2 separate regions of the Homo sapiens genome follow, and region 1 is linked to region 2. The links are chromatin contacts, found by Hi-C or POLR2A ChIA-PET in ENCODE. All regions are on one chromosome and are shown on one strand. The core of a region is the stretch at or near the end of the contact, and the rest is flanking DNA. Distances in the headings are between cores, read along the strand shown. Region 1 overlaps CMIP (c-Maf inducing protein). Region 2 has its middle 19 kb from the start of MIR4720.

Region 1 (5,135 bases), core at 2,458-4,957, 150 kb before region 2:
CTCCTTGGACCATGAGCTGGGTAAGCCTGGGCAGGCATGGACCTCTGCGGAGCCTCAGTGTGTTCTGCTGCACAATGGGGGCTGAGGGTCCCAGGAGATCCGAGTTTGGCTCAGTACTTGGCACAGACCACAGCTCACTCAATGTAACTTACAACGGTTGGCTGCATCCTCATCTCATAAATGACCTTTCTGGCCTTCCAATGGCTCTGTCCAACAACCATGGAACCCTCACTTCCCTTCCTTGCACATTTACATCTAACCCACGAGTGTGTCCTGCCCTCTTTACCAGCAGATAGATCCTGAGTCCGACCACTGTCATGTCCTCTGCCCGAGGTATTTATCAGCCTTCTCTCTCAACTGGATTACTACAACAGCCCCCAGCAGGTATCCCAACTCCCATACTTGCCTGGATTTAGACCACATCATCCAAGAAGAAGTCTGGGATGGTGGAAATGTTCTGTATCTGGGCTGGCTACTGAGCATCTGAAATGTACCTACTGAAACTGAGGAACTGAATTTTCAACTTTATTGCTTCAATTAATTTAAATTCCAATGGCTACACATGCCCAGTGGCTACTAGACTGGAGGTTTAGAATACTGTCCATACAGCAGCTGAGGGATGCTTTTTAAAGCCAGAGTCAGATTTTATCCTCCCTCTGCTCAAAACCTTCCAAAGCTCTCCACTCCGCAGAAAACTCAAGGCCGGGGCAATTGTCTGCGAGGCCCTCTGTAATTGCTGGTCCTACCTTTCATACCCCAGCCCCTGCCACCCTCTTCCCCCTCACTCTATAGTAGCCCCCACTGGCTTCCTGGTAGTTCTTAAACCTGACCAGCCTCACTCCTGCTGCAGGGCCCTCTGCACATACTGTGCCTACCTCCACCCTACCCTTCCCTCCACCACACATCTGCTAAGTGTCTGCATAGCTGGGTCCCTTGATTCACAGCTCTGTTCAATGTTGTCCCTGAACCCAGGAAAGGACACCCTAAGTCCTTTGCACCTCAGATCCCTCTGCCCTCTTTCTCTAAAGCATCTATGATCACCTAAAATATTAGGTGATCTATAGTCATGGCCAGGCACACTGACTCACGCCTGCAATCCCAGCACTTTGGGAAGCCAAGGCGAGTGAATCACTTGAGGTCAGGAGTTCAAGACCAGCCTGGTCAACATGGTGAAACCCTGTCTCTATAAAAACTACAAAAAGTAGCCAAGCGTGGTGGCATGTGCCTGTAATCCCAGCTACTTAGGAGGCTGAGGCATGAGAATTGCTTGAACCCAGGAGGTGAAGATTGCAGTGAAGCAAGATTGCACCACGGCACTCCAGCCTGGGTGACGGAGACTGTCTCCAAAAAGAAAAAAAAGTCATGCATCTCTTAACAATGGGGATAGGTTCTGAGAAATTGCATTTTCAGCGATTATGCCATTGTGTGAACATCATAGAGTGTATTTACACAAACCTACATGGTATACGGCCTACTACACACCTATGGCTGGGCTACAAACCTGTACAGAATGTTATTGTCCTGAATACTGTAGGTAGCTGTAGCACAGTGGTAAATATTTGTGTACCTAAACATATTTAAACACAGAAAAGGTACAGTGAAAATATGGCATAAATGATAAAAACGATTTACCTGTACAGAGCATTTACCATGAATGGAGCTTACAGGACTGGAAGCTGTTCTGGGTGGGTGAGTGAGTGAGCGGTGAGTGAATGTGAAGGCCTGAGACATTGCCGTACACTACTGCAGACTTCATAAACACTGTACACTTAGGCTACACTACATTTGTAAAAAATTGTTTTTCTGGCTGGGCGCAGTGGCTCACGCCTGTAATCCCAGCACTTTGGGAGGCCGAGGCGGGCGGATCACGAGGTCAGGAGATCAAGACCATCCTGGCTAACACGGTGAAACCCCATCTCTATGAAAAATACAAAAAATGAGCCAGGAATAGTGGCGGGAGCCTGTAGTCCCAGCTACTGGGGAGGCTGAGGCAGGAGAATGGCGTGAACCCGGGAGGCGGAGCTTGCAGCGAGCCGAGATTGCGCCACTGCACTCCAGCCTGGGCGACGGAGCGAGACTCTGTCTCAAAAAAAAAAAAACAAAACAAAACAAAAACAAAACAAAACAAAACCAAAAAAACACACAACTTTTTTTCTTTTTCTTTTTTTTTTTTTTTAAGACAGAGTCTCGCTCTGTCGCCCAGGCTGGAGTGCAGTGACGCAGACAGGGCCCCTGCAACCTCTGCCTCCCCAGTTGAAGCGATTCTCCTTCCTCAGGCTCCTGAGTAGCTGGGATTACAGGTGCACACCACTATGCCCCGCTAATTTTTGTATTTTTGGTAGACATGGCGATTCAACACGTTGGCCGGGCTGGTCTCGAACTCCTGACCTCAGATGATCTACCTGCCTCAGCCTCCCAAAGTGCTGGGATTACAGGCATGAGCCACCACGCCCAGCCCCACAATGCCTTTCTCTGTATACCTCTTGAAAGACTTGCCTGAGGCTGTTTTATGGCTCATTTTTTTATAACTAGAAGGAGTATACCACAAAATAACAATAAAATGTACAGTAGAGCGAATGCACAAGCCAGTAACTTAGTTGTTTACCATCAAGTCTTATGCACTGTGCATACTGTAGGTGCTGTGCTTTTGCACGACTGGCAGTGCGAGAGGTTTACACCAGCACCACCACCAACACCTGAGCAATGCATTGCACTATGACATCTCTACAGCTATGGCATGAGTAGGTGACAGGAATTTTTCAGCTCCATTATGATCTTATGGGACCACCATCACACACCGACCACGTCACTATGCAGTGCATGGCTGTTATCTGTTTACATGTTTATCTTCTCTGTCCTTACCTGAACTTAGGAATATGAAAACAGATTTTAACTACTGTGGTCGTTGCTCTATCTCCTGCACCTAGAACAGCTCCAGAAACACAAGAGGCTTTCAATAAAGAGGCACAAAAGAATCATGAGGCTGGCCCAGCATGAAATAAGTGACCACTGATGCTGGTGTCATAATAAATGTTCACCTTCACCCCACTCTTGGGGGTCACTCTTACCCCAAGCCCACCTAGGCCATGTTCGGGGTCTGATATCAAACTGTCTGGTTTGCTCAGCCAGGCTTGGTGTTCCCTTTTAAATAAAAACAAAAAGCGCCACCCTCTTCTTCTGCCCAGCATGCCCGGCCTGTGGAGGCCAACAAGCTGGAAGCCGCACACAGAAGAAGGAAGTCCTGGTGGCTCTGGGCGGCAGGAGGGGCGCCCAGGCCTGGTTGCCAGGTAACCCCGATCATTCACAAACACGGGGTAATGCGGATCCCACAAGGAGAGGGCTGGGTGTTTACTCAGACATCTTATCTACTGGGCTCGCCTGCCAGTGTTTGCACCTTGCTTTCAAAGGACAAAGTACCTGGTGGCGGGGTTGGGGAGGTGACGCTGAAGGGAACAAAGTCAGGATGGCTGCAGGCGGGAGGAACAGTGGGCCTACTGTGCGCAGCCACTCTCAACACATTTTATGCCAAGCTCCTGGCATTGGGGACTGAAATGAGACAATCCAAGAAAAGCTTCCTGGGGTGCCAAGCAGCAAATACTCACAGCTGCCGCAGCTGTGTTCATTCCAAGATGTGCTCAGGACAACTTTCCCAGCAGCCTGCCTGGCTGGCCTGCCTCCTCCCCACGCCTCCTGTCTTTCCTTCTGCCCCTTGCTCACTCCAAGCCAGGCTGTCTCCACCTGGGCACTGTTGACATTTGGGGCTAGGTCATCTCTGCGGTGTCCTGTGTGTGGCAGGGCACTGAGCAGTATCCCTGGTCTCTACATGCTGTTAGTGGAAATGTAAAATGTGGCAGCCACTATGGAAAATAATCTGGCAGGTCCCCAAAAACTTAACCGGAGAAGAGCTGTATCATCCAGACGTTCCATTTCCAGGTACAGACCCAAAAGAATGGGAAGCTTGGTCTGTGTGTGATACCTGTAAACCTACGTTCACTGCAGCACTATCTGTAACGGCCGAGAGGCGGAAGCAGCCTCGTGTCTGCTGATGGAGGGATGGAGAAGCACGGCCTGCATTCACCGCAGCACTATCTCTAACGGCCGAGAGGTGGAAGCAACCTCGTGTCCTCTGATGGACGGACGGATGGAGAAGCATGGTGCAGCATACACAGACAATGGAATATTGCCATAAAAGAGAAAGAAATTCTGACACATGCTACAATATGAAAGAATCTTAAGAACATGACGCCTAGTGAAATAAGCCAACCACAAAGGATAAATATTGCGTGACTGCATTTACAAGAAGTACTTAGAGCAGTCAAATTCGTAGAGACAGAGCATAGAATGGTAGGTGTCAGGGGCTCGGGGAGGGGAATGGGGAGTTAGTGTTTAACAGGGACAGAGTCTCTGTCTGATAAGATGAAAAGAGTTCTGAAGATGGAGGGTAGTGATGGTTGCACAATGGGAATGTACTTAATGCCACCGAACTGTATGTTAAAAACACCTCCGATTTGGTGAATTTGATGTTATGTGTATTTCACCACAATTGTCTTGTTTTTTGAGACAGGTTCTTGATCTGTCAACCAGGCTGGAGTGGAGTAGCAACATCATAGCTCATTGTAGCCTTGAACTAGGCGATCCTCCCACCTTGGCCTCCTGAGTAGCGGGGACCACAGATGTGCACCACCATGCCTGGCTAATTAAAAACATTTTTTCTGTAGAAACGAGGTCTCACTGTGCTGCCTAGTCCTCCCATTTTTATTTATTTTTATTTTATTTTTGGATTTGTTAGCATGATTTAATCAATTATTCCACATTATAAACATATATTAAATTATCACATTATACTCCATAAATATGTAATACATACAACTATTGTTTGTCAATTAGAAAAAAAGAACGAAGAGGCTGCCAACAAGATGGTAAGTACACAGTAATAAGTGAATTCAACCAACATGAGTGAATTCAACCAACATCAGTAAATTCAACCAACATCAGTAAATTCAACCAACATCAGTAAATTCAACCAACACGAGTGAATTCAACCAACATGCATTTGGCATTGACATGGCCTTGGCCTTCATGGAGCTTCATGATCTCGTGGGGGAGGTGGCTTCTCATTTTTAAATTAAACTTTT
Region 2 (5,361 bases), core at 1,452-3,951:
TCACACCACTGCACTCCAGCCTGGGCGACAGAGTGAGACTCCATCTCAAAAAAAAAAAAAAAGAGATATATATATATATACACACACATACACACACACACATATATATACACATATCTATACACACACATATGTATACACACACATATATATGCACATATATACACACACACACATACACATATATATACACACACACAGATATATATATATATCTGTATGTGTGTGTGTTTATGCAAGAAGCATTGGGTCTGAACGCTCGCAAGGCCCTGTATCAGGAGCCCAGGAATATGTTGTGTGAACCAGGGCTGAATGGAGCACTCAGCTTGCCCAGCAGCAGCTGGGGGCATGGCCATAAGCAGTCCAGATTCCAGGGAAATGAATCAGTAACCCGGGGATGAATCAGGAGACGGGAATTGCAAGTCATCCCACCTCCACAAGGTGGAAACTTAGCCAGCACCTTTACCCGGCGCTGACCCACCCGTATTCTCATAAGAATGTCTGACGGTGGAGACGCTGATCCTGAGAGGAACCTCAGGCACGCAGGTTCCAACCCGGAGTCAGGCTGGAAAAGTTGAGGCTCTTCAAAGAGACTACGACTTTGAACCTGGGTCCATGTAAGCTCCAGTCATCCTTCAAGGAATGTGACTAACGTCATCCATTGATGAGGGCAGGAAAATGTCAGATAAAAGACATTTTCTGATAAGTTAACAGGTTACTTTCACAGTATGCACATTCTAAAGCCCTTGTTTTCACAAAGAGAGAGGAATACCTTTTATGTTAATAATAAAAAGTAGTTTCCCTGTTTGATAAATGTGCAAATATTTAAGGCTGTGGAGAAATAGGGACACTTTTATACTGTTGGTGGGAGTGTAAATTATTTCAACCGTTGTGGAAGACAGTGTGGCGATTCCTCAAAGACCTAGAACCAGAAATACCATTTGACCCAGCAATCCGATTGCTGGGTATATACCCAAAGGAATATAAATCATTCTGTTATAAAGATTCATACATGAGTTTGTTCATTGCAGCACTATTCACAATAGCACAGACATGGAATCAATCCAAATGTCCATCAATGACAGACTGGATAAAGTAAATGTGGTACATTTACACCATGGAATACTATGCAGCCATAAAAAGGAAAGAGATCATGTCCTTTGCAGGAACATGGATGGAGCTGGAAGCCATTATCCTCAGCAAAGTAACACAGGAACAGAAAACCAAATACTACGTGTTCTTGCTTATAAGTGGGAGCTGAACATTGAGAACACATGGACACAGGGAGGGGAACAACACACACTGGGGCCTGTCAGCAGCGGGGTGTGAGGTGAGGGAAAGCATCAGGATAAATGGCTAATGCATGTGGGGGGCTCAATACCTAGGTGATGGGTTGATAAGTGCAGGAAACCACCATGGCACACGTTTACCTATGTAATAAACCTGAACATTCTGCGCATGTATCCCGGAACTTAAAATAAAATAAAATTTTAAAAAGTGGAATTTGGGGGTGTCACAGTTCCTGCCTGGGCCCCCCATGGTTGGGCTCTGGCTGTCACTCAGAGGGATGAGGCTGGAGTGCCAGGCCCCAGCCAGATCAGGAAAGGCCTCAGAACTCACATTAAGGAGCTTGAATTTCATCCCGAGTTTATTGGGAAATTGTTGGTGGATGTTAAGTAGGAAGTAATGTGATCAGATTTGCATTTTAGAAAAATCAGTCTGGCTGCAGAGTGGATGGTGGAAGGGAGCAGGGCAAGGCTGGAGCCAGGGAGGACAGTTAGGAGACTGCTGGGGCCATCAGGGTGTACGTGTGTGTTGGGGAGGGGGCAGTGGTGGTCTGAGTCATCCAGAGGGCATATTATGGTGGCATGGATCATTTGGAGGGGGGGGGTATGGTGATGGCTTGATTCATCTGGGATGGGGTGGGGTTTACAGTGGCCCCCATCTTCTGTGAGGCTGGGGGAAGAAGTAACTGTGACCTGGATTAATAACTGGGCAGTGGGGAAAAGAGCCATGTGCAACCTACCCTCTGTGGCCCGTGCCAGGCACGGCTCATGTAACCCTCCTAGCAAACCTCTAGGGTAGCTCCACTGTGATTACTGCCAGCATTTTACAGGCAACGGCACAGGTGCACAAAGGGCTTACCCTTGCCACGGTCACAGCGGCGGGACCCCGGCCTCAGCAGCGGGACACCAAAGTCTGAGCTCAGGCTCAGAGAGACGTCCCAGCACTGTTTCAGAGGCAGCACTGTGGGGTCTCAGGGCTGGATTCCGGCTCGGGGGCAGGGTAACTTGTGTCTGGGTGGACTGTTCATGGGCTGCCCACCCTCACATGTGGACAAAGAACTCAGTTCCTGCTGTTCAGCCCGGAGCCGCCACCTCAGACCTGCTCATGCTGCAAATGGAGGGAAGGTGGCCCTGACCTGGGTGGGTGCAGAGGCGGCGCAGCTTCCCCAAGGCAGGCATGGACCAGACCGAGCTCTGACGCTGAAGGTCATGGGCAGCCCCGAGTCAGGGCCATGAAGGGTGCGGGGGACCCGGCCCACCATGCCTCTCCACCATCGCCAGTGTCCAGCGATCCCTTCCGCACCGGACCTGCCTGGGAGGGGAGAGGACAGCGGCCGCTACCTTCTTCTTCGCCGCGGCCCTCGTGGGTTTGGGGCGCCCTCTGCTGGACGCTTTTATGGCCTGCGGTCTGATGCCAGGACGGCCTCAGGGGTTTGGTGACGGGACTGGGAGGAAGTCACAGGGAGAAGGTGGCCGGCCGATCCCCTGCCGTGAGAAGGAAGACACAGGGCAAACGAGCCTATGCTTTTCATCTCCCAGTTTTCGTGCCTCTTTCAATAGGGGTCTACCCCGTCGGCACCCCTAAATCCCCCACCCCATCACCCACTACAGACTTTTAGTGCATTTTTTATTTAGAATTCATTGATCCCACAATAATCAATTAAAATAATATTATTTATTCAAATTATTCAAATATTATTCAAATTATTTTAATGGTTGGAAGTACTCTTCCTGCTTATGTATTGATTTATTGGCTAGTATTTGGGTGCACAGAACCACTCCCGCTAACAGCTCTCCCTGGAGTGGCCATGGTATGCCCCATTCTCCATCACCCAGCTTCATCTTCACTTCTATTTTTTTTTTTTTTTTTTTTTTTGAGACAGAGTCTTGCCCTGTCGCCCGGGCCGGAGTGGAATGGTATGATCTCGGCTCACTGCAAACTCTGCCTCCCCGGTTCAAGCGATTCTCCTGCCTCAGCCGCCTGAGTAGCTGGGATTACAGACAGCCACAACCACACCCGACTAATTTTTATATTTTTAGTAGAAATGGGGTTTCTCCATGTTGGCCAGGCTGGTCTCAAACTCCTGACTTCAAGTGATCTGCCCGCCTCAGCCTCCCAAAGTGCTGGGATAACAGGTGTGAGCCACTGCACCCAGCCAAATCTATTATCAAGCCCATTATTCAGATGAGAAAACTGAAGTCCTGGCAAAGATTAAGTCCCGTGTCCAAGGCCCTCGATCAACGCTGGGCCAGATTCCCAGGCCAGTGCTCTCTTTTGCCTTGCCAGCCCTCCTGGCAGAGCTATAGCAGGCCCTGGCTAACACACAGGGATCCCCGACTTGTGCCTGCTATGCCTCAGTTTCCTCCTCTGCAAAATAGAGATAACGATAACAGCACTTACCTCAGAGGGATCATGTGAAGAGGAAAGGAACTAATACTTACATATATAACATTCTTGGCCAGGCGTGGTGGCTCACGCCTGTAATCTCAGCACTTTAGGAGGCCAAAGTAGGAGGATCCCTTGAGCCCAGGAGTTTCAGACAAGCGTGGGCAACGTAGTGAGACCATCTCTACAAACAATTTACAAGTTAGCCAGGTGCAGTTGCATGCACCTGTAGTCCCAGCTACTCAGGGGGCTGAGGGGGGAAGATCGCTGCCCAGGAGGTCAAGGCTGTAATGAGCCATGATCGTGCCACTGCACTCCAGCCTGGGTGACAGAGCAAGACCCTATCTCAAAAGAAAAGAATAAGCATTAAAATACATACATATATATATAAAATAAAATCCTTAAAGCCTGGCACAAGATGACTTCTCAACAAATGTGGGGGCGAGACGCGGTGGCTCACACCTGTAATCCTGGCACTTTGGGAGACCGAGGTGGGCGGGTCATCTGAGGTCAGGAGTTAGAGACCAGCCTGGACAACATGGTGAAACCCTGTCTCTACTAAAAATACAAAAACTTAGCCAGGCGTGGTGGCGGGCGCCTGTAATCCCAGCTACTCGGGAGGCTGAGGCAGGAGAGTTGCTTAAACCTGGGAAGTGGAGGTTGCAGTGAGCGGAGATTGTGCTACTGCACTCCAGCCTGGGCGACAGAGCAAGGCTGTCTCAAAAAAAAAAAAAAAAAAATCAACCAAACAAAAATGTGGGGTTTTAGTATCCACCAGCCTAGTACTCTCAGCCCTGGTTGCAAATCCACCTGGGAGATTGATTGTAATTAACCAATTAGAGCAGGACTGCCTCTAATTGGTCTCAGGTGGAGCCCAAACACGGGCGTTTGTGGAATCTCCCCAGGTGGTTCTCATGTTCAAGCAAAGGTGTAAAGTGCCAGGCCAGAGCCTCCACCGCAGGGCTGGTGTCCTGGGTGCCCAGGACAGTGGGCGGCAGCTGGCAGGTGCCAGGAAATGCTGAATGGCTGCTTCATCGCCCTTGGTGTCTACATTGCTTGTTACTCAGCATCGGGAGTTTAGATGTCATCTCCCATCAGTTAGGAGGGAGGTCACCCACTCAGACCTAGGTCATCGGCTCTGAAATAAAGATGGGCTTTGTCCCATTCTGAAATTCCCTAATCCAAACATGAAGTCATCCCAGCCCTGCCTTTGGAAGTTCCACTCAGGACTGAGCCAAGAAGGAGCCTGCCTCTTTCTTTCTAAAGTCACAGGCTGCGGGGCTCTGGATTCCCGGGATACGTCCAAAGGAGAAATTTGGGTCTAGCAAGGATAGGGGGTTGAGCAGAGGTCACTGAGCTCCCGCCACGGGCATGGATCCGGGCTCACCCCTGCCAAGTTTCTTGAATCCCTCTCCCGGAAAGGATGATAAACATGAGTCTTCATTTCCTCAACCGAAAATGCCCTGCAGGTTCAGGATAGGAATGATGACGCGGGGCTGGCCTGCGTGGGGTGGGGCTACTGCACAACAGTCATGCAGGCTGGTGTGTGAGCCTCCCGGCAGCTCTTCCAGGATCAGCTGGTCCCCACTTAAAGACAGCTGTGGCTTGGAGGGGTTAAGTGCTCCAGAATCCATGCACAATTTGTTGGAGTGTGAAGCTATCCATACCTCTTCTAGTCTGTCTATATGG

The links. Hi-C counts contacts between places; a loop is a spot of excess contacts on that map. ChIA-PET counts read pairs that join two places held with the same protein, here RNA polymerase II (POLR2A). Pooled maps may share reads with other maps.
Region 1: a loop to region 2 is called in a pooled map, with 2.2 times the contacts of the local background. The contact joins two enhancer-like sites. A Hi-C loop is called at or near these places in 2 of 168 maps with a recorded cell type or tissue (endothelial cell of umbilical vein and heart right ventricle), 1 of 37 single-sample maps with no recorded cell type and 5 of 50 pooled maps. POLR2A ChIA-PET finds 5 or more read pairs at or near these places in 5 of 52 experiments (B cell, GM12878, HepG2 and 2 more).

What each region holds. Positions count from the first base shown.
Region 1 is chr16:81,557,188-81,562,322 of GRCh38, reverse strand. The region is part of intron 1 of CMIP (c-Maf inducing protein); the gene reads right to left. Among named protein-coding and RNA genes, the nearest start is that of MIR7854, 26 kb to the right of the region's middle. RefSeq lists a silencer at 3,185-3,479. Within about 2 kb of position 3,707, at least 12 of the 41 ENCODE cell types and tissues checked have a DNase peak (open chromatin) inside an H3K27ac peak, as active enhancers do.
Region 2 is chr16:81,401,016-81,406,376 of GRCh38, reverse strand. No RefSeq gene overlaps it. Among named protein-coding and RNA genes, the nearest start is that of MIR4720, 19 kb to the right of the region's middle. RefSeq lists an enhancer at 2,550-2,629. Within about 2 kb of position 2,701, at least 4 of the 41 ENCODE cell types and tissues checked have a DNase peak (open chromatin) inside an H3K27ac peak, as active enhancers do.